2 separate regions of the Homo sapiens genome follow, and region 2 is linked to region 1. Evidence: read pairs that join two places in POLR2A ChIA-PET (ENCODE). Cell type or tissue: MCF 10A. All regions are shown on one strand. Each heading gives the region's core, and the rest is flanking DNA. Links, peaks and the distances in the headings are about the cores only. Region 1 holds the start of AGAP2-AS1 (AGAP2 antisense RNA 1). Region 2 has its middle 25 kb from the start of B4GALNT1.

What was found. Peaks named below come from ENCODE experiments on the same cell type or tissue, not always from the same donor. Only the 100,000 strongest peaks of a DNase experiment are listed, where the experiment ranks them.
Region 2: POLR2A ChIA-PET joins it to region 1 with 6 read pairs; 4 of 35 experiments call an interaction of 5 or more read pairs at or near these places.

Annotation. Positions count from the first base shown.
Region 1 is chr12:57,721,092-57,732,274 of GRCh38, forward strand. AGAP2 (ArfGAP with GTPase domain, ankyrin repeat and PH domain 2) reads right to left here. Exons shown (of 19, transcript NM_001122772.3): 8 at 10,718-10,876; 9 at 10,465-10,551; 10 at 10,275-10,379; 11 at 9,700-9,862; 12 at 9,404-9,523; 13 at 8,548-8,676; 14 at 7,227-7,286; 15 at 6,846-6,994; 16 at 6,590-6,680; 17 at 6,269-6,491; 18 at 5,883-6,138; 19 at 4,106-5,703. The coding sequence ends at 5,461. AGAP2-AS1 (AGAP2 antisense RNA 1) reads left to right here and starts at 5,149. Exons shown (of 2, transcript NR_027032.1): 1 at 5,149-5,287; 2 at 5,874-7,265. OS9 (OS9 endoplasmic reticulum lectin) reads left to right here. Exons shown (of 15, transcript NM_006812.4): 15 at 1-466. RefSeq lists enhancers at 5,731-6,366, 6,367-7,000. In MCF 10A, for the core only: CTCF peaks have their summits at 5,160 (motif pointing right) and 5,904 (motif pointing right); a DNase peak (open chromatin) is centred at 5,130.
Region 2 is chr12:57,652,286-57,663,468 of GRCh38, forward strand. No RefSeq gene overlaps it. Among named protein-coding and RNA genes, the nearest start is that of B4GALNT1, 25 kb to the left of the region's middle. In MCF 10A, for the core only: no CTCF peak of the experiment used is centred there; a DNase peak (open chromatin) is centred at 5,716.

The DNA.
Region 1 (11,183 bases), core at 1,908-9,907:
GCCACCTTGAGACCTCACCGGGCCTGTGATATTTGCTCTCCTGAACTCTCACTCAATCCTCTTCCTCTCCTCTGTGGCTTTTCCTGTTATTGTCCCCTAATGATAGGATATTCCCTGCTGCCTACCTGGAGATTCAGTAGGATCTTTTGAGTGGAGGTGGGTAGAGAGAGCAAGGAGGGCAGGACACTTAGCAGGCACTGAGCAAGCAGGCCCCCACCTGCCCTTAGTGATGTTTGGAGTCGTTTTACCCTCTTCTATTGAATTGCCTTGGGATTTCCTTCTCCCTTTCCCTGCCCACCCTGTCCCCTACAATTTGTGCTTCTGAGTTGAGGAGCCTTCACCTCTGTTGCTGAGGAAATGGTAGAATGCTGCCTATCACCTCCAGCACAATCCCAGTGAAAAAGGTGTGAAGCACCCACCATGTTCTTGAACAATCAGGTTTCTAAATAAACAACTGGACCATCAATCCATCAACCTTTTTTGTGGGGTGGGGGTTCCAGCAGGGAGAAGGCTCAGTGTTCTTTTCAGATCATGCTCTGATCCTGTTCTTTGCTCCCCATTCCCCAGGTACTATAAACGGGGGCTGGGGTATGCAGGAAGAGACCAGGGTAGCTAAACAAAGCCTGGCCTGGCAAGGATTGAAAGAAACACTTGCAATGCTGTCATCTTCCTTTTCTCATCTGTCTGTTTCTGTTCCTTCCCTTTTGCACCAAGTCTTTCCCTATTGTTTCCCCCTTTATACCCTGAAAGCCAAAATGCACACCATGGAGCTCCCCCCGGCGGGGATCTTCCTTCTGCTGTGGTCTCTCCCATATCATGCTCCAGATTCCATTTGTCATCCACACCCCTACCCACCTGTCCTTTCAACATTTTCCAAAAAGACCTCCACCTTTGGGCATGCGCAGAGAGAGGGCTGCTGCCCACACATGCCAGTTTCTTAGTATGCCCAAGGGTACATGGGCCTGGTGTCTCCCTTTCTTCTTCACTACCAAGTGCAGGCATGGGTCCCCCCACATGCCTCCTCCCAGTGCAGAGGACTCTGATTTTGTTTGTTTTGTTTCGAGACAAGAGTCTCACTCTGTTGCCCAGGCTGGAGTGCAGTGGCCTGATCTCAGCTCACTGCAACTTCTGCCTCCCAGGTTCAAGCAATTCTGCCTCAGCCTCCCAGTGACTGGAATTACAGGCACACACCACCATGCTCTGCTAATTTTGAGTGCAGAGGACTCAGGTAGAGTCCTCTGCTCTGGTCTCTGAGGTGAACGGCCTTTCTGCTGAAGGCTGCCCCCGGGCTCACAGGATAAGAAAAGGGATAGAGGGGCCGGGAGCAGTGGCTCACCCCTGTAATCCCAGTACTTTGGGAGGCTGAGGCGGGCGGATCACTTGAGGCCAGGAGTTCGAGACCAGCCTGGCCAACATCGTGAAACCCCATCTCTACTAAAAATACAAAAAATTAGCCGAGTGTGGTGGCGCACGCCCATAATCCCAGCTACACGGGAGGCTGAGCAGGAGAATCGCTTGAACCTGGGAGGCGGAGGTTGTGGTGAGCTGAGATCACACCACTGCACTCCAACCTGGGCGACAGAGTGAGACTGTCTCAAATAAAAAAAAAAAAAAAAAAAAAAGGATAGAGGGCCCAGAACTCCCATGTGTCTATAAATGGAGAGTGAAGGATTCAACTGTTGAAGGAAGCTCTTGCTGAACGTGGACTAGTGCTTACTGTGCATGCTATGCTTACGTTGTTTTGTTTTGAAGTGTAAATAGGTAGACTCAGAAAACCCTGCTTCCTCTGGTCCATCTGCGCCCCCTGAGGGAGGGATGCTCCAGCTGGACAAGAGCTTAGACACTGCCTTGAGGGCAGCAGTAGTCAGAATGCAGCTCCCAGACCGCACCCCTCATCTCCCACCAGCGGACCCTTGAACAAGTCACTTAACTTTCTAAATGCTGTTTCCTCATTGGTAAATTGTGGACAACAGTACTGGCTTTTTAAGATGGTTGCGAGGATTGAATGAGATAGAGTGTATGTCGTGCTTTTAGCACAGAACCTGGCCCCAAGTAAGTGCTCACTAGCTTTCTATTATAAGCCAACTCCTGAGTTCTGAAAAGACTGGGTTACTTGGAGGCAAGAGTCTCAGAAGGAGTCCCCAAAGCTGATCAGAAGCTCAGAATGGGAAGGGGCTGGGGCAGGAGGGCTGTGCTTTGATTTGCTGGGGATGGAGTCTCAGCATCACCAGAAAGCAGAGTTCTGGAAATCTCACTCTGTTAATCATTTTGTACTTTCAATCGAAATTCCTTTTTCCTTTCCTTTGGCTTTTGGCGGCAGCACTCCCATGGTGAAGGTCGGTCTGCCCCAGCTGTGCTAAGACAAACAAAAGGAGGGGAGCAGGGTGTGGCAGATGGCAGCCAGCAGGGCTGCAGGGAGGGCTGGCGGATGGCAATAGGGCATCCTGCATGGCAGGGCATCCAAGCAAGGCAGCCCAGGGTGAGCTGTGAAGGGGGCATGGGCACAAAGGGGCAGCAGCTCTCCTTCACCCACCCAGGGAGTCCCCTTCTGGGCTCCTATTTTGTCATAACCTGGAGGGCTTGATATTTTGTCATTCCATCCACTACCACCCTTTACATCTCCCCCGCAAGACCAAAGACACTCCCCATTAAGACAAGAGGCAAGTGGATTACTTGGTGTTGGGATTTGTTGTGAGGTTTGCTGACACCTTGACCATTTTTCACTGGCTGGAAATGAAAGGAACTTCCCACTTGCTCTTTGAAGGCAATTTCATTCTCTCCAGGGTCCTTATTTCCTTCCCATATTCTCTCACACTCCCAAACTTCTGAAGAAGGGAGCAAACTTTGGCCACGAGGAAGGAGTGGAGCTGAAATAAGAGAGTCCAGGGTCTTGGAGGTGAAGGGGGAACGGCCAGGTCCTCTAGTCCAATCTTCTTTGCTACCTCCCCCCTCTTGTCGCTTTGCCCAGACCACACACCTGCCTCTGTACTTGTCACTGCACCTGCACTGTTGAATCCACCTTTCCTGGGTCACGCCGCTGTGCTGGGTGGTCACAGCCTAGGACCCTGTAGAGCCGCAGCCTCCATGTGAACTGGATTCAGGTCTGGTGCTGTGTCCTCAGTTCAGTGGCACACTTGCAGCTGAACCTCTTGGGGCTGGTGGGCACCAAGGGTCAGAAGCAATTCTACCCAAAGATGCTGGTGCTACCAACTAACTCCTCAAGGTAGATAACAACATATGGCTGTGCCCAACCTGCACTGGCTGCTGACCCAACCCTACCCTGTCCAGCCCCTCTACCTGAGTAAACACTTTCAGCTGCCCTCGAGAAATGGTAGGATTGGCTATGTGCTGAGCCTAGTGGCACTGCAGCTCATGGAGGCAGCACCGGCTTCAGGCCGCTGTGGCCTTGGTGGTCCCTTTGATGGCACGGAGGTGGATAAATGCCTGCATCAGCTGACACTGAGTTTGTGGACACCAGGGACCTCTGCAGCTAGCTGGGAAATCTTTCCCAGGAGGTCTCCCACCCCTTCCCTCTGGAACACCCCCTGACGAGGCCAGGGGAGGAACCCCTACTCTATGTTCTACTCTGGTACCTAGTGCTCACGGTGAGCAGGCTGGCTCGGGGCAGCCCTCCTCAGAGCTGGAGCGCCTTTCAGGTGCCCTCTGAACAGATACTGTTCAGAATACAGATAAACAGATGCCACCAAGGTCCCCTAGCTGTGCAGTGGAGGGGCAGGTTTCAAAATCAGATCTGTCTCCAAAGTTCCTGCTCTTAAACAAAGCTGTCCCATCTTCCCACCCCTCTCCATGGGCCTGTCCTCTCCTCTAAGTACCATATCCCAACTCTCCCAGGACTGGCATCATCTTAAGAGTCAGTGCCTTCTCTGTTCCCAGGGTCCCCACTGACTCCAACCTGCCCACGTCCTCCACTACATGAACCCAGAACTGTTGTACATGATGGAACCACCTCCATGCCCATGGGTACTGTCCTGCCACCAGCCCCAGTGGGAGGCACCTCTGCCTGTCCCTGTCCAACCCCAGTACCCCATCTTGACCAAGGCCATGCCCTGACCTGCCTCCAAGAACAGACCAGCAGCTCACCCCCTAGACAAAATCACTTCCTCTTTAATTGCTGTTGAAGAAGATTCACACCACTGCCTCCAAGGAGATGGGGGGGCATTTCCCCCTTGCCCCCACCTCTCTCCCCTCCCCAATTACCTGGTCCTTTGCAAACTATTTTAGCCAGAAAAAAAAAAAAAAAAAAAGACCGGAAACCACTGACACAGACAGCCCAAGGGCTGGGTTGGCTGAGGGAGGCAGGGCTGGGCCAGGTAAGTCCGCCCTATCACCCAGTTTGTGGGGAAGGGGCAGGGGGCCTGGAAACCCTCCCAGCCACCTCGAATCCTCTCAGCCCTGGCTGGGAGAGGTCACGGGGGTGAGGAATGGCTCTGGAGCTGCTCCAGTGGGAGGGAGGGGCTGGACAGAAAGAATAATGGGGGAGGGGTCCCACTGTAGGGGTGCCCCCTACCCCAGATCACCACGGGCGCTGCACAGTCACAGGTACGCAGTCACGGTCACAGACACAACCCGAGAGCACCCCCACCCCAACCCACCCCCTGCCCACCCTGGGCTTCCCCTACCCCAAAACGCCCTCCCCACGCCCCTGCCCGCCCCCATCCCCATGTTGGGGAACAAAGCAATAAATTACAAGGCCCCCGCAGCCCTCTTAGCCCGCTCCTGCTCCATCCCTTCTCCCTCCCAAGATAGTAGTGGGAGGGACCCAGGCTCTTGGTTCCCCCCGGACTCTTTAGCTTCCACCCATGGGTAGGTGTAGGGGACGTCCTGGTTTCCACTACTCACGGTCCCTTTCACGGAAAGGGTTGGGAACCCCCACCCCCATGAGCAGCAGGGGTCCTGCCCCTCGCTGCCCTTGCCCCCTTCACTGGGCAGTGAGATGAGCATGGAAGGGGTAGGGTTTCCGTATTGGCCCCAAGTCCCGGGGCTAGCCCTCCCATGTACTAAACCCTCCCTCTGGCGTGGCGTCGCCCCAGGAGCCAGCCTGGGTATGGGCTCCCGCCCTGGGATTGTTGAGCTCGGGCAGGACCGGGTCTTCTTTCCGCCCCTAGGGGGCACAAGCGGGCATGTCCAAGCGCCTAGGAGCCCGTACCGCTGGGGACCTCCCCTTCCGCGAACCCCGAGCGGGTAGACCCAGAGCAATCCGAGTGTGGAAACAATGGAGAGGGGGCGTGTTGAGCTGGGGTCTCCATGCCTCGTTGGGGAGAGGGAGGTGAGTTTGTGTCTTCTGGAAGGCGTGGGGGCTGTGCCCTCGTGGGGGTAGGAAGTGCTCCCGTGGGGCGGGGTGCGGATCGGAGAGGTGAGTGGGTGCGTCTGTCCAGCGGTCCGCCCGGTGTGGTCGTGCCCGGCCCGCGTGGGGATGGGGGTGTCTCTCCCGCTGGGCAACTATACCAGCGCAACCGGGGCGTCGGCGCGGCCCACGCTAGCGGCGCTGCTCCGGCGGCGGGGGCTGGGCGTGGCGGTGATGCTGGGCGTGGTGGCCGCGCTGGGCGTGGTGGCCGCGCTGCCGCCCTCACCCGGGCAGCCGTGCTGGAGAAGGATGTCGGCGCACAGCTGGCTTCCAGCCTGGCGGGCGTAGAACAGCGCCGTGCGGCCCTGGGCGTCACGGGCCGCCACGTCCGCGCCGTACTAGAGGGCGGAAACGGCCGCGTGACCGCGCGTCCCCAGGGCGCCCACACCCGGCGCCGCCTCCCCCACATGGCCAAGCCTACTTCCGGGGTCCCTCTGGGAATTTCGGGCTTTCCCGCGCCAGGCGTTTTCCGAGATGAAGCCTCAAAGACCCCCTTTCCTCCCCCCAGCTCACGTACCCACAGCAGCAGTTGCGTGATGACGACGTGGGCGAGCTCGGCCGCCAGGTGGAGTGGGGAGCGCAGCTGTGGGTCCTCTACGCTGGTGTCGAGCGGCCCGTGTCGCGCATGGGCCAAAAGCAGGAGAACGGTAGCCACGTCCTGGGCCTGCACGGCGGCCCACAGCTGGCGGCCCAGCGGCTCCTCCGAGGTGCTCAGCGGCGCCAGGAACAGTAGCTGCTCGTACTTGGCGCGAATCCACGACTCGCGCTCCTCCCTGCAAGACCAGGGATCAACGGAAAAGGCTCTAGGGACCCCCAGCCAGGACTTCTGCCCCTACCCACGGGACCGTCTCAGGTTCGCACACCCTCAGCAACCCTCCCCCCGCTCTGTTCCCTCACGCTTACCGCGAAGAGTCCCGCGAGGGCTTGGCACGGCCTCGCGTGTCGCTTTCCCACACGCGGTTGGCCGTGTCGTTGCCAATAGCCGTCAGCACCAGGGTCAGCTCCCGTGGCCAGTCGTCCAAGTCCAGCGAGCGAACGCGGGACAGGTGTGTGCCCAGGTTGCGGTGGATGCCAGAACACTCGATGCAGATGAGGGCGCCCAGGTTCAAGCTGGCCCACGTGGGGTCTGCGGAAGGAGCGTAGAGGTCGGCTCCCAGCCGGGCAGCACAGGCACCCCGGCATTCACTACACTCCCTAGCCCCTCCGCTGCCTCCTGGCACTCACTGGGGGCCCCGCAGTCCACGCAGATTGAATTCCCCTTGGCGTTCCGGATCGCCTGGATGGCCACGGCCTCGCTTTGGCTGTCTGTGCGCAGCTGCAGAGAGGGTTTGGGTTGGCACTGACTCTGCCTCCAAGCCCCACCTCCTTCTCAGACACCTCTGCTCTCCTCTCACACGACTTCGGCCGTGTCGTTGCCAATGGCCGTCAGCACCAGGGTCAGTTCCTGCGGCCAGTCCTCCACTCCACCTCAAACTCTTACCTTGACCTTGCTGCTCTCACAGCATTGCAGACTGGCTAGGATCTGACTCTCGATGGCCTGGACCCAGGCATCCCGCTCCTCAAAACTGGCTGCCTCAAAGTGCCACGTCTGACCCGTGCTGGACACGATCAGGAACTCAAAGTTTTCCTCTGAGTGGGGGATGGGATGGGGTCATTAAGGGACAGAGTTCAAGCAGGGGCTGCCTTTCCCAAGACCGTCCTCCCTGATGTCCATCCCGAGCCCCTGGGAGTGGGGCAGTGGGGGTAGGGAAAGCAGAGGGTGGGGGGCAGCAGGAAGCCCGAGCACATGCAGGGGAAGGCGGGGGCACCCCCACCCTTCTGCACCCCAGCTGAGCGCCCCTCCCGGCTCCCCACTTGTTACCTGCTTTATAAATATTTCTTAAACTACCAAAGGATTTTAGTTTCCACATTTTGCGCTTGGCTGGTTTCCCGAAGCGAAGGAGATAGAGATAGAATGGAGAGCAGAACAGAGAAAGAGAGACCAAGAAAGAAGGAGAAAAAGACAGGTAGATGGAGAGATGGAGAGAGATAGTGACAGAGTGCCAGAGACAAAGCAGGACAGACAGATGGGGAGAGAAAGCAGAACTAAAGTCAGTGGCCCCGGAGCAGAGTGGAACAGAAGCCAAGAGCCATGAGAGTAGGCAGATCTGGAACCTGGGTCTGAGCACCCGGCAGAGAGCAGGGGCAGCAGGGATGGGTTATCAAGACCAGCGAGGAGCTGGACCTCTGGGAGAAGAAGGGAGGGTCAGGATCTGAGTGAACACGGGGGAAGGGGACAGAAGCTGGGGCGCAGGGCTGAGATGAGAGGGCCCTGGGGCTGGTGGCGGTGGGGGTGCGGGGAATCACTGAGGGACAAGAATGGGGATCACTATGGTCAAGGGCTGTTGGGGAGCACTTGGCAATAGAAAGTTATCGGGAGAAGGCCGGGCACGGTGACTCATGCCTGTAATCCCCACCGCCTGTAATCCCAGCACTTTGGGAGGCCGAGGCGGGCAGATCACGAGGTCAGGAGATCAAGACCATCCTGGCTAACACAGTGAAACCCAGTCTCTACTAAAAAATACAAAAAATTAGCCGGGCATGGTGGCAAGTGCCTGTAGTCCCAGCTACTTGGAAGGCTGAGGCAGGAGAATGGTGTGAACCCGGGAGGCAGAGCTTGCAGTGAGCCGAGATCGCACCACTGTACTCCAGCCTGGGTGACAGAGTGAGACTCCATCTCAAAAAAAAAAAAAAAAAAGAAAAGAAAAAAAAAAGAAAGAAAGTTATTGGGAGAAGGGGCTGGGTGGTCACAGAATCCAGGATCTGGGGAATCAGTGGGAGATGCTGAGATAAGGGGCTGAATCACTGGGGATCAGCGGGGCTGCCGGGTGCAGGGGCTGGGGTGGTAAGTGGAGTTGAGGGAAGGAAGAGGAACTAGAACGTCATTAGGAGAGGGAGCAGGAGCTATAGACATGGACATCGTTGAGAACAGGGGCTGGGGAAAGGAATTAGCTGGGGAACAAGGAAAGAAGGACAGGGGCTGGGGGATGTCCATCCACTCTTTCACTAAGTTGTGTGCAGTGGTAATGGTAGTCAAGCACTCAGCTCAGGCACTTTTCCTCCTGCTGCAGGAGTTAGGCCAGGGAGCTGATGTTGGGGATGAGGGTTCTGGGTGGGAGTGGAAGTGCCTGCCAGAGCCTCACCTTCAGCCTGCCCAGCCGAGCCTTCAGTCTTGGATGGTGTTGTCAATTTTTTCCTCCTCTGCTTCTTCACCATGGGAGAAGGAGGGGGTTCCCGACTCAGGGGGCTCAGGTCTCCAGATGGGGTACAGTCTTAGGGAGGAAGACACAGCTGCCTCAGTAGCCCCCTCCACAGATTTCCTGATTTCTTGATAGCCTGTCTCATTCCCTGAACTAGCTTTGGCATTTTAGGGCTCCCCTCCTCAACTGTCCCTCTCCAGGAGTTCCCCCTTGATCATTCCTGGGGATGCAGGGAGATGAGAGGTTTAGAGTCAGTCCTGCACTCAGATCCTGGTTCTGCCACTTACTGGCCTTAAGACCTTGAGCAAGGCACTTAATCTTCTGAGCCTCAGTTTCTTTATCTCTGAAATAGGGGTAATAATCTTGACCTGACAAAACTGTTGTAAGGATCATTTGTTTACAATGTTATTTGCATACTATATATATATATTTTTTTTCAAACATGTCAAACATGGCTGACTATGTACTAGACAATATTCTCAGTTTGTTTAAACCTCAAAGCAACCCTCTGAGGTAGAAACTATTATCTCCATGTTACAGATGAGGAAACTGAGGCACGGAGAGGTCAAGTAACTTGCCCATGTGGCAAGCCAGGATTCAAGCTCAGGCAGTTGACGTTAGAGTCCACTTGTCTTAACCATTATGATAGACATGGTATGATTGAACTTATTCATGTGTGGGGCTCCATGTGTTCACTCATGCATTTATTCCAGCCTCCAAGCCTTCACCCCATATTCATTTCCCACACTCATCCTATTTGGGTGTGGAAGACAGCAGATGGAAGGTCATCCCCACTGACCCGTGCTGAGGGCTCGGGCCAAATTCCGGTCTGGCTTCAGCAGGTGTTTGGATGTCTGATCTGGTGGTGGCTGCAGGGAACTGGGGCTGGGGCTAGGGCTTGGCATGGGAGTAGTGGCTTCTGTCGGAAGAAGATGAAACCTCAGTGAGCCTCTTTCTTCTGGCCCCATTCCTTATGTGGTCCCTCTTTATCACCCAGCTTCCTACTCGCCCAGTGCCAGCCCCCTCTTCCCTCTTACCCCTCTTTTTCCCCAGCCCTGGCCCCTCTTCTGCTCCTATGTCATAAACCTTACTCACCCAGGCCTTCACCCATCTGGACAGTGCTCATGTCCTTGACGAGCCCGTTAATGCTGGCTGAGGGGCCAAAGGCAGAGATGGCCCTCGGGGGCCGCTTGCCCGGGACTTTGACTGTTGTTCGCAGCAAGTCCATCTCCTTGCCGTGGGTACTGTGGATGTAATCCTGGAGGGGTACAGGGCCGAGAGTGTAGGGAAGGTTGGGGTCCTTGGTATGCTGGGAAGCAGTCAACATGGTACAGAATAGAGAGGGACTGGGGAGGGGTCTTGGGGGCCAAATGGGTTGTGATGAACATCTAGGGGATGGGCCCATCAGACTTGGCCCAGCAATTGTCTCCTCCAGAAAGCGTTCCCTTCCTGGGTGCTCTCCCACTAGACTGCAAGTTCCTGGGGCAATGTATTTACCTTTACATTCCTGGCATGGGCACATGGTGGGCTCTTAACACATGCCTGCTAAACTTAAGAGAAGAGGACTAGCACTTCCTAGAAATGAGGTTAGTGCTTTGTCAGAGGCATAGACAGGTAGAACTTGAGGGAAATCCAAAGCTGGCCAATGTGGCCCAGTCTCTGCCACTCACGTTAATACTGGGGTGGTAGAGTAGAAAGCCATTACTGGACAGGGTTACATATTTCTTCTTCCATTCTTTGTTCAAGGAATTGCCACTTCGTTTTAGTAGGAAGCTCTGGAGAAAGGGGAAAGACACATGTGGGAAAAAAGCCAACTAAGACCAGCTGCCCCTAGCCTGTCCCAGCCCCTGGATCACTCACCTGTTTGATGGGGATGGCTCGCCCACTCCCTGTTGTCTCTCCCCGACTATCCAAGCTTCGTTTCTCGGAGTCACTACCCCGACGATTCTGGAATGGTTATTGGAATCAGTTTGAGGATGGATAGAGGGATACACTGATGTGACGATAGGGAAGATAGATGAAGAAGGGCCCAACAGAGGAGTCTAGGGACTAGGGAAGATGGGCAGGTCATGGGGGACAGGAGGATGGGGGTCAGCATGTCCATGTCCAATACCGCAAAAAGGCTGGTCCTGCGCTTGGCTGCCCGGTGCAGGGACCCTGGGGTGCTCAATCCAGCCACTGCAGCTGCCTCGGCTCGGAGCTCCCGGTGACCAACATTCGGTGAGGACGGGAGGGAAGAAGAGTAGTCGCTAGTGTGGCCCCCGTTACTAGCCTGGGCACATATGGAAGAGTCAGCAGAGCTGAGATGCCCCCTACTCCACCAAGCTACACTCATATCTCGTTATGGGGAATTTGAGACATTCCTTGATCACCTCACCATTTATTTATGTTGTCATTAATAATTTTTAAAATCCTCACTAACATTGTGACAATGCTTTAAATGTTGTAAAGGTTGATTCACAAGTATTGTGTCATACAATCTTCCTGATAGCCTTGGGAGGTTAGGTGAGTTGCTTAAGGACACTGCAAATGATGTCTCAAATCTGGTTGATTTCCAGTCCAATGCACTTTCTGCCAAT
Region 2 (11,183 bases), core at 1,117-9,116, 70 kb before region 1:
TGAGATCACATGGACACAGGAAGGGGAATATCACACTCTGGGGACTGTGGTGGGGTGGGGGGAGGGAGGAGGGATAGCATTGGGAGATATACCTAATGCTAGATGATGAGTTAGTGGGTGCAGTGCACCAGCATGGCACATGTATACATATGTAACTAACCTGCACAACGTGCACATGTACCCTAAAACTTAAAGTATAATAATAAAAAAAAAGTTTTGGTTTGCTTTAGAAAAAACATAAAAAATTTTAAAAATTAAGGTTATTACATCTGTGTATCTTTCTGTTTCTGCTTTTAAAATACTTGTGACACTGAGTTACAGGGCTTTGACTCCTGGGTCTAAAAAGGACACCAAGTCCTGCTAAATTTTAAACACTGACAGCAATTAAAACCCCATCTTCAGTCCCAGTTGAAGATGCCAATCAAAATAAACTGCATTCTTGAGACACAGGGCCAGAAATTAAAGTTATTCAACTCCTCAAGGCCTAGGGACTATCGTGGAAGAGGTAGACATGTGAGATTGTAAAGGCCAATTTTAAGAGATAAAATAAGTTCAGTTTCTCTATAAATTAATCATCAATGTCAAAGGTACACTAATGCAAGACCAGCATATGGGCCCCTGTGTCAGATTAACAAGGTTTTCTTGAGGTATTAACCAACTCCTGAATAAAGGTTATAAAAGGCTTATGGAAGTTATATTTTATGGTAAAGATTAAAATTTTATAGAGTGTTCATTAAATTTTGAAAAACAAATTTAATTGGCTTCATGCTGTTTTTATTAGGGCTTATTGTTTGGAAAATTAAGTCTCCTCTCTCAAAGAATGAAGGTTTTACCTTTTTCTTTTTTAAAAATCCTTGAGATATTACTTTGATTAAATGAAATTACTTATTTTACAGTGACCTGTAATGGTACTTTGTGATATCAAGTGTTTTCAACTTTTGATGTTGAACAAACTTTCCAAATCAAATTATAAATTATGGCCAGGCATGGTGGCTCACGTCTGTAATCCCAGCACTTCAGGAGGCAGAGGTGGGTGGATCACCTGAGGTCAGGAGTTCAAGACTAGCCTGGCGAACATGGCGAAACCTGGTCTCTACTAAAAATATACAAAAATTAGCTGGGCATGGTGGTGCATGCCTGTAGTCGCAGCTACTCTGGAAGCTGAGGCAACAGAATTGCTTGAACCTGCCAGGCAGAGGTTGCAGTCAGCTGAGATTGTACCACTGCACTCCAGCCTGGGAAACAGAGCAAGACTCTATCTCAAAAAAAAAATTATAAATTATATCTTTTTCTGACCTAATTAATCCTTTAAGATATTAGGTTCCCTAAAGTCCAAAAATGACATATTTTGCTTATTTGGTATAAAAATTGTACAGGAAATATTGTCAAGTATAAAATGGTGTTTGGTTTCCCTTGGGCTGTATTTGTATAAATATGTTATTAGCATGTGTCCCAAAATTATGGGAAACTCCTATAATTCTGATATAGCTTAATGTACATTTAATAATTATAATTGTTATGTTAAATTATTGTGTGCCACAGAGGTAACAAATTTCCTTGTCAGTTGTGTCTTTGGCTATGGCTGCCTTAAAACTTTTTGTCATCCATGAACAATTGTCTTGTTTTAGTCCTCTCTAGAAGGTCGTTTTATAATCAACTATAAAACTCTAACAGGTGCTTTTGAATGCAGGTTTCTGATAACTTTGATGATTGTGACATCAGAATAGAGGAAAAACTTTCAGGACTGATGGAGAGCTGAAATATTTATGAATATCAAGCAGAACAGAAATTAACTACATGGACTAAAATAACAGAAGTCTGAAGTGATCTTTTTAACTTTTTGCTAAAAACGTTGCTGATCTTTCGTTTCATTTTTCAGAGTCAAGAAAACTTTTAAGCTATCTACAGCTTTTAACAATTGAGTAAAATATACTCCTATGAACACAATTTGGAGCATATTCATTTCTTTCTTCCTTATTTCTACAGAATTTGGAAACTATTTGTGAGTATTCTTAACTTATGACAATACAGTTATTTGCATAAGTGCAATAAGAATCTGTTTTCATTTGTAACACGTCACAGTTAAAGAAACTGGTTATTTTACCAAGGCTTTGGCTGGAATGGTGTGCTTTCCTTTAAGGAATAAAACTTGTTTTATGGAGCCAATAAAAGTCCCTTGGAAATACTGGTCTCATACCTTTGTCTACACAGTCCCCATACAGGGTTTCTGACTTGTGGTAAGTAAAGAATGTCACTTTCTGACAGGCCCAGGAGCCCTAAGTTTATCTTAAACCCTCAAGAGGAGAGGAATTCACCTAACTCATAGGTATTTGATGGTACAAATCTATGGCTGGGCTTGGCTTTAAAAAAGTCTTATCTGAAATTCCTTCTATGGAACAAAGTTCCATCAAAGCCAATTTAAAAGGCTATGTAAAAAATAATTATTCTGGCTGCACTGTATACAAATAATCAGGCCAAGTATAATAAAGCAAACCAGTCCTACCATGATTTGTCTTCAGTAAAAATGGGAAACTGGAGAGAGAAAAAATATGTTTCAAAAACTACAGTAGGCCAGGTGCCATAGCTCACACCTGTAATCCCAGCACTTTGGGAGGCTGAGGAAGGGGGATCACGAGGTCAGGAGATTGAGACCATCCTGGCTAACACAGTGAAACCCCGTCTCTACTAAAAATACAAAAAATTAGCTGGGCATGGTGGTGGGCGCCTGTAGTCCCAGCTACTTGGGAGGTTAAGGCAGGAGAATGGCGTGAACCCAGGAGGCAGAGCTTGCAATGAGCTGAGATCACACCACTGCACTCCAGCCTGGGCGACAGAGCAAGACTCTGTCTCAAAAAAAAAAAAGAAAAACAAAACAAAAACAAAAACAAAAACTACAGTAACCTGTTGTTAGATTCTAGTCTTGCCTAATGTTTTTCAATTTTTATTATTTCCTACAGTTTGCACCAACTTTTCTTGGCTATAAGCCTGCAAAATAATGTTTTCAAATTTTTTCCTTCTTTTTTTCCCATTTTTTATAATTTGGAGTCACCAAAAACTAAGCTGTACTTTCATAAAACTCTGTAAACTGAAGCTAGACAACTTAAACTTCAGAAGAAAATAATAGTAACCTATTTACATACATAAGGCACTTTCATACCTGCCTACTTATGTATGGACTTCAGAGTAATGTGGCCAATATCAACTTTCCAGAATTGTTTCTTTGTTTGTTGTTGTTTTTTCCCTTCCTCCCCCTATTTTTAATTCATAGGACATGAGACTTCACACCCTGCTAAAAATGAGCTTTCCTAATGAGAGGTGACAGCGTGCTGGCAGCCCTTCCTCCCTCTTGGCACCTCCTCGGCCTTGGTGCCCACTTTGGCCATGCTTGAGGAGCCCTTCAGCCCGCCGCTACACTGTGGGAGCCCCTCTGTGCTGGCCGAGGCTGGAGCCAGCTCCCTCTGCTTGTGGGAAGGTGTGGAGGGAGAGGCGTGGGTGGGAACCGGGGCTGCACCTGGTGTTCACGGGCCAACGCAAGTTCAGGGTGGGCATGGGCTTGGTGGGCCCTGCACTCAGAACAGCCGGCCAGTGCCACTGGCCCTGGGCAGTGAGGGGCTTAGCACCCAGGCCAGCAGCTGCAGAGGATGCACTGGGTCCCCCAGCAGTGCCGGCCCACCAGCGCTACGCTCGAATTCTCGCTGGGCCTCAGCTGCCTCCCCATGGGGCAGGGCTCGGGACCTGCAGCCTTCCATGCCCAATCACCCCCCCCCCGTGGGCTCCCATGCAGCTGGAGCCTCCCCGATGAGCGCCACCCCCTGCTCGACGGCACCTGGTCCCATCAACTGCCCAAGGGCTGAGGAGTGCGGGTGCATGGTGTGGGACTGGCAGGCAGCTCTGCCCACGGCCCTGGCATGGGATCCACTAGGCAAAGCCAGCTGGGCTTCTGAGTCTAGTGGGTAATTGGAGATGGGCTCCTGAGTCTAGTGGGGACTTGGAGAACTTTTATGTCTAGCTGGAGGATTGTATATGCAGCAATCAGCACTCTGTGCCTAGCTCGGGGTTTGTGGATGCACCAATCAGCACTCTGTGTCTAGCTCAAGGTTTGTAAACACACCAATCAGCACCCTGTATCTAGCTCAAGGTTCGTAAATGCCCCAATCAGTGCCCTGTGTCTAGCTAATCTGGTGGGGACTTGAAGAACTTTTGTGTCTAGCTAAAGGATTACAAATGCACCAATCAGCACTCTGTGTCTAGCTCAAGGTTTGTAAATGCACCAGTCAGCACCCTATCAAAATGGACCAATCAGCTCTCTGTAAAACGGACCAATCGGCAATCTGTAAAATGGACCAATCAGCAGGATGTGGGTGGGTCAGCTAAGGTAATAAAAGCAGGCTGCTGGAGCCAGCAATGGCAACCCCCCCGAGTCCCCTTCCAGACTGTGGAGGCTTTGTTCTTTCTCTCTTTGCAATAAATCTTGCTGCTGCTCACTCTTTGGGTCCACACTTCTTTTATGAGCTGTAACACTCACCGTGAAGGTCTGCAGTTTCACTCCTGAGGCCAGCGAGACCATGAACCCACCGGGAGGAATGAACAACTCTGGAGGGGAGGAACAAACAACTCCAGACGTGCTGCCTTAAGAGCTGTAACACTCACTGCGAAGGTCTGCAGCTTCACTCCTGAAGCCAGCGAGACAACGAAGCCACCAGAAGGAAGAAACTCCGAACACATCCGAACATCAGAAGGAAAAAACTCCGGACACACCATCTTTAAGAACTGTAACACTTACCGTGAGAGTCCACGGCTTCATTCTTGAAGTCAGTGAGACCAAGAACCCACCAATTCAGGATACACTAATAGCTCAGGACCTACCTGTCTAGGAATAAACCATTCTAGCCATGAGAGATCAAACAGAACCTCAAACCAGAGACTCATTTTCTTCTAAAATACTTCCTAGAAAAGATTTTTAAAATGAAAGAGGGGAAAGGTAAAAAGAAAAATCTTGGGGGCCCCCAAAATCACTTAGCTAAAGGAATAAGTCATGCTGGGAACTGCTTAGGGCTGTTAAAGCAAACTAAATATGACCTGAGAAGGTCTCCATACTTCTATATTGGAGTCCTTTTGCTTGAACTGTAACTTAGCTTAATAGTCAGACAAAATTGAAAACCTAGCTTAATAGTATGCACACATAACAATAGCTGAGTGTTGGCCAATCTCAGTGGCCATACTTCAGCCACTCATAGACTGCTGAGTGCTCAAACTGTCTTCAAATAAGGCAAATGCAGAGCTGTAACCAATCTCACTCTTTCTGTACCTCACTTCCAATTCCTGTACATCACTTTAACTTTTTGTCTATAAATTTGTTCTGACCATGAGGCACCCCTGGAGTCTCTGTGAATCTGCTGTGATTCTGGGGGCTGCCTGATTTGTGAATCCTTCATTGCTCAATTAAACTCCTTTAAATTTAATTTGGCTGAAATTTTTCTTTTATCAGATGGTGTCAGAAGCGGGATCTGAAGTGGAGCTTCTAGCAACCCCCAGGAGCACTGAGTGAACACGCAAGGTGACTGCAGGACCCACTTGTGTCCACTGATCTCTCAGAGTGACTGGGGATCGTGAGTAAGCTTCCTCTTGGATTTCAGAGTTCCACAGACTTGTGTTTTGAGCTCTCCAAGTTCCTTTGAGCAAATATCTGGTTCAAACTAGGTTTGGAGTTGCAACAGAAACTGGACTGGGTCCAGGAATGGATTTGATCCAGTAATGAACTGGCTTGGATCCAATTAGAGGTGTCTTACATCTGAATGGGTCAGAAAGGAACTGGTAGTAAGCAGTAATATTTCAGGGATTATAAAATTTGGCTTTTGAAACTTCACAGGGATTTTTGTGTTCTACCCTTTTGCTTCATTTTTCTTGCATGCTTAGGTAGGAAAAATTATTGGCTAAGTTAAGAGAACCTGAGAGTAAAGCCAATATTTTAGGTAAAAATGGGATCCTTAATTTCTGGAAAACTGAGTTCCTTCTGGCTTATACTTTAGGCCTGGGAGGCAGCGAAGTCTTACAGAAATGGCAAAATCTTACTAAAGATAACTTACAGTGGAATGTTCTGAATGAACAGCAATGCATTGAAGTACATTTAAAAATGAAGACCCTTGACCAGGCGCAGTGGCTCATACCTGTAATCTCAGCACTTCGGGAGGCCAAGGCGGGCAGATCATGAGGTTAGGAGATCCAGACCATCCTGGCCAACAAGGTGAAACCCCGTCTCTACTAAAAATACAAAAATTAGCTGGGCATTGTGGTGTGTGCCTATAATCCCAGCTACTCAGGAGGCTGAGGCAGCAGAATCACTTGAACCAGGGAGTTGGAGATTGCAATGAGCCGAGATCGCAGTGGAGATTGGGCCACTGCACTCCAGCCTGGCAACAGAGTGAGACTCTGTCAAAAAAAAAAAAAAAAAAAAAAAGGCTCTCAGTAAAGTCCCTTTTGGCTAAGAACAAATTTGGCACTACAGGATGTCAACTGCTATTCTCTTTGGAATAATCTGCCTTGCACTCTTTGCTGATGACTATGGGTGACAGGATTAGGCATAGAGAGGGTCGTGGGACATGGGGAGTGTTTTCCTTCCCCAAAAGGGGAAACTTGAGAGCTGATGGGACTGTTGGAAAAAAAAATCCCTTCATGACAGCAGCTGCAGCCACCTGAGCTTTTCAATGTGGGTCTTTCTCTAGACTCCCTGAGCATTTTGCCTTCCCACCCCGCCACAGGCAATGCTTTCTCTCTCTCTCTCTCTCTCCTTTCCCTTTTTTATCTTTTCTGTTACTCAGGGCAACCATCTTGCCCAGAGACCACGTGTCTCTAGTTTAATCCAAACTCCTAGTCGGAGGTTGGATTAAAGATGAAGGGGCCCATGTGAGGGCAAATTTAAGGCTTATCAGTTTGATATTGGGTGATAAGAAGAGTGGCCAATGTCTATGTTTTATTACACATATTTTACTCTGGTCAGAACCAAAAAAGATAATTTTCCTTTATGATGCAGCTTGGCCCCCAGCGTGATGATGCGGCAAGCTGGGTCACTGGGGCCACTCAGGGAAAAGGAACCCAGAAGCCTGGCATGCTGGCAAAAGGGTAAGAATTTTTTTCTTTTTTTTTTTTGAGTCAAAGTCTCGCTCTTTTACAAGGGCAGTGGCATGATCTCAGCTCACTGCAACCTCTGCCTCCCAGGTTCAAGCGATTCTCCTGCCTCAGCCCCCCGAGTAGCTGGGAGTACAGGTGTGTGCCACCACACCTGGCTAATTTTTGTATTCGTAGCAGAGACGGGGTTTCACTATGTTGGCCAGGCTGGTCTTGAACTCCTGACCTCATGATCTGCCCGCCTCGGCCTCCCAAAGTGCTGAGATTACAGGCATGAGCCACCACACCCAGCCAAGGGTAAGAATTTCTTACCAGTCAGATTTCTGGTTTCTCTCTCTCTGTGCGAACAGTTGAATGAATGGTAAAAATCACTGTTTACTCCTCTGTAAAGTTGTGATTAATGCAAAAAAGAATTCTGAGGCCAGTCTCATACTGATGTATTTGTGCTATGAACTTGTTTTTCTGTGTTGAGGGGTACCTTAGGATAAAACGTGGGCTTAGGGCCCCATAAACTCGCTGCCCAAGATGACCCAGCAAGCTGGTTGATAACAAACTTTCCTGCCTGTCCCTGAAACAAACAAACAAACTACTGGATGGGGTCTCCATCTTGTTTTATGTCCTTGGGTGCTTGACCTTATAACCATGTGGCAGTACTTTCTCTTGGTCTCTGCCTTCCAGGGAACAGGAATTTTAGGGTTTATGTCATAGGTTGCTCTAAAAATTATCTTGAGTAGATAAAAGGCTTTGCAAGCTCAAAATTAACTACTCTAGACTTCTTCTGGGAAGGGCAGCAGAGACTACCCTGTTCTGTAGCTCAATAGCTAGTGTTTTGGCATTTCACGCTGGCAGTCCAGGTTTGATTCCCTCTTTAGGAAGTAAGTCATTTCTGGTTTAATATCTGCATAACTTTGTCTAGTCTCTTCTCCATGGACTATCTTAAATTTTCCTTTCTCTGGCCTAGTGTGGTGGCTCATGCCTGTAATCCCAGCACTTTGGGAGGCCAAGGCAGGTGGATCACGAGGTCAGGAGTTTGAGGCCATCCTGACCAACATGGTGAAACCTCATCTCTACTAAAAATACAAAAATTAGCTGGGCATGGTGGCACACAGCAGTAGTCCCAGCTACTCAGGAGGGTGAGGCAGGAGAATCGCTTGAACCCAGGAGGCAGAGGTTGCAGCCAAGATCGCTCCACTGCACTGCAGCCTGGTGACAGAGTGAGACTCTGCCTCAAAAAAATTTTCCTTTCTCTGAGCACTTGGGAGGTTACCTCTGGTAAATTTCAAAAGCCAGAAATATCGGCCATTTAGCCTGGCTAAAATTAGGTAATAGGAAATTTTAAATGGACTTCATTAAAAGTGCTATGATTAAAAGTCAGCTTAATTAAAAGCAGATATTCAAGCTCTAATATCCTGGACTCCTTGGGAAAAACAGGAGGCACCAGAAACCCCTTTCCTGGCTCTGTTTTTCCAAGGGCTCCACCCTAAAGCCAATAACCAATTGAGAAACTTAAAAACTGGCAAATGAAAAATCTTACAACTACTGTAGTAATCTTCTGTCTGTCTTTCTGTGTAACTATATATGGGTTGTGTGTAACGCTTATATAAAAGAGCTCTATTAATTGGTTTAAACAAAAATAAGCTCTTAAAAGCAAAATAAAAACTGTAATGCCTTTTAGTTCATGTAACTTTAGTAATCTTTGGCAAATAAAAATAGCTTTAAAGATTATTGATAAAATAAAAACATTTTGTCTAAATCATGCAGGTCAGATATTAGGTTTGCTAAAGGCTTTAAGGTCATAAACTGCTTTGACTTTTGAAAATTGTTCAATATATTTTGAAGACATTAAATTCTAAATAAGGCATGGGGATACATGGAATTAGCCATGCCCCCTAGCTATGCAAGGAAGGTCATAAAGAAAGGAGATTTTATATAAGAAAGGATGTTGTATGGTAAATTCTTGTCCTAAAGTAAAATGACTGGTTGTTTAAAAGAGGGATGTTTAGTGCAAGTCATAAAGTCTAAACATGTTGTACATGGTCTGTGTAAGTTGTGAAAGAATTTATGAACAGAAATTTATGCCAAAAATGTTGTACAATTTAAAGGTGGTTTGGCCTCCTAAATGCTTCATGAAACGCCGCTATGACTCTTAACTGTACAGCTTGCCTGCTTTACAGCTAGGTGAGGCCCGGGACACATGGAGTTAAATGCTGGAAAGAGTCAGACCTTATCTGCATTTCTGTCTGGGTCCTAGGCTCCACACCTAGTACATAATTAAAATCCCTTACTTACCAAGGTTTTCACCAAAAGTAAAATTACTAGGAGTTAACATCGTAATATGTAATTGAGACTACTGAAAAAATAAGTTTACATACAAGATGTGTAGGGAGAATAAAATGTGTTTTTGTACGAGATTATAAGAAAGTATGGGAATGTAAAGTTTTGCCTAGGTTAGAGGGTTAAAGGATTGTTTAAATTAAATAAAGCTAAAGGTTTGAACAAGTTGTAAAAGGTTTATAAAAATTAACAGATTCTATGTGTGAACATATTGGCTAAAGTTAAAATGGCATTATTTAGTTTTTTTCCCCATAAATTGGACATTGGAATAGAAGCGCAACAGAGTTTCATTAGAACATTGTTCTGCTCTGAGAAAAAAATACTGTAAAGTGTTATAAAATGTTTATATAAATCTTACCTTATAGTCAAACTAATTAAAACTGAATAGATTTATAAAATGTTTTTAAAAACTAGCTTTAACATTAAAAATAACATGAATGGAAACAAAAAATTTGGTTTTCTATTTTAAAAAGGATTTTTATGTAATATTAAAAGATAATGAAAGGTTTTTGTTTACCTTTTAAGTAAACTATAAAAGGAAAAAGTGGGGGAAAGGAAAGAAAGGAGACAGAATCAGTTGTCCTCATGCTATCTTCGTCTTCACTGGGTCTTGTTTTGAAAGCTGAGTCTCCTCTTTATCAGAATAATGTTTTTTCCTTAAAAAATTTTTTTTTTTGAGACAGAGTCTCACTGGAGTGCAGTGGTGTGGTCCTGGCTCACTCCAACCTCCGCCTCCTGGGTTCAAGTGATTCTCCTGCCTCAGCCTCCCGAGTAGCTGAGGCTGCAGGCACCTGCCACCATGCATGGCTAATTTCTGTCTTTTTAGTACAGGCGGAGTTTCACCATGTTGGCCAGGCTGGTCTTGAACTCCTGACCTCAAATGATCCAAAGTGGTGGGCCTCCCCAAGGTGGTGGGATTACAGGCATGAGCCATGATGCCTGGCCTAAAAAATTTTCGAGTTATCATTTTGGCTAAATGAGTGACTTATGGTAATCTGAGAGTCTATTTTGTAACAGCCAATGTTTTAAACCTTTGGTATTTAACAAATCTTTCAAAATCAAGCTCTAGATTATCATGCTAAATCAGCCAACACTAAAATTGTTTAAATGTACAATTTGAATGAACTCCATGGTCTAAGTCAAATTACCTATGATAACCCATTAGTTATCAGTTCTATGCACCTAAATTGGAAAACAACTGGTATTCCAGAGGACATATGTTAAGCATGGTCTCACTAAGAACCAGGACAGCTGCCTTGTCCTTCCTGAATCCTTAAAGCTTTTGTTATTAAAGGTTTTTCATTCCATGACTGGTCATGGAAAAGATAAAATAATCCAAATTGAATATATTAATGTGGTGACTTATAAATTAAGGAAATAGTTTAAAACCAATGTTTGGTTCCATATTCCCAGGAAGACAATCAAAGCTTCAGGTACATTTGGCTACCTGATGGGCCATTTAAACATTTATAAAGGAATTTCACTCAATTGTCATTTTCAATGCATGTTTTCTGGTGTATAAAAGCTTTTCCATGCAAGAGGGCTGATCTTATAGCAGTAGATTATTATGCTACAGTGTATTTTAACCAGGTAAAGAAAGCTTTTTATGGTTCACTGAGGACAGTCCCTTCACAATCTAGAACCTGAAGATTGGATCTTCTGAGAACATCAGAGAAAGGCCGTCTTTGCCATCCACACTACAGAAAAACTTTGGAGCCTCGAAC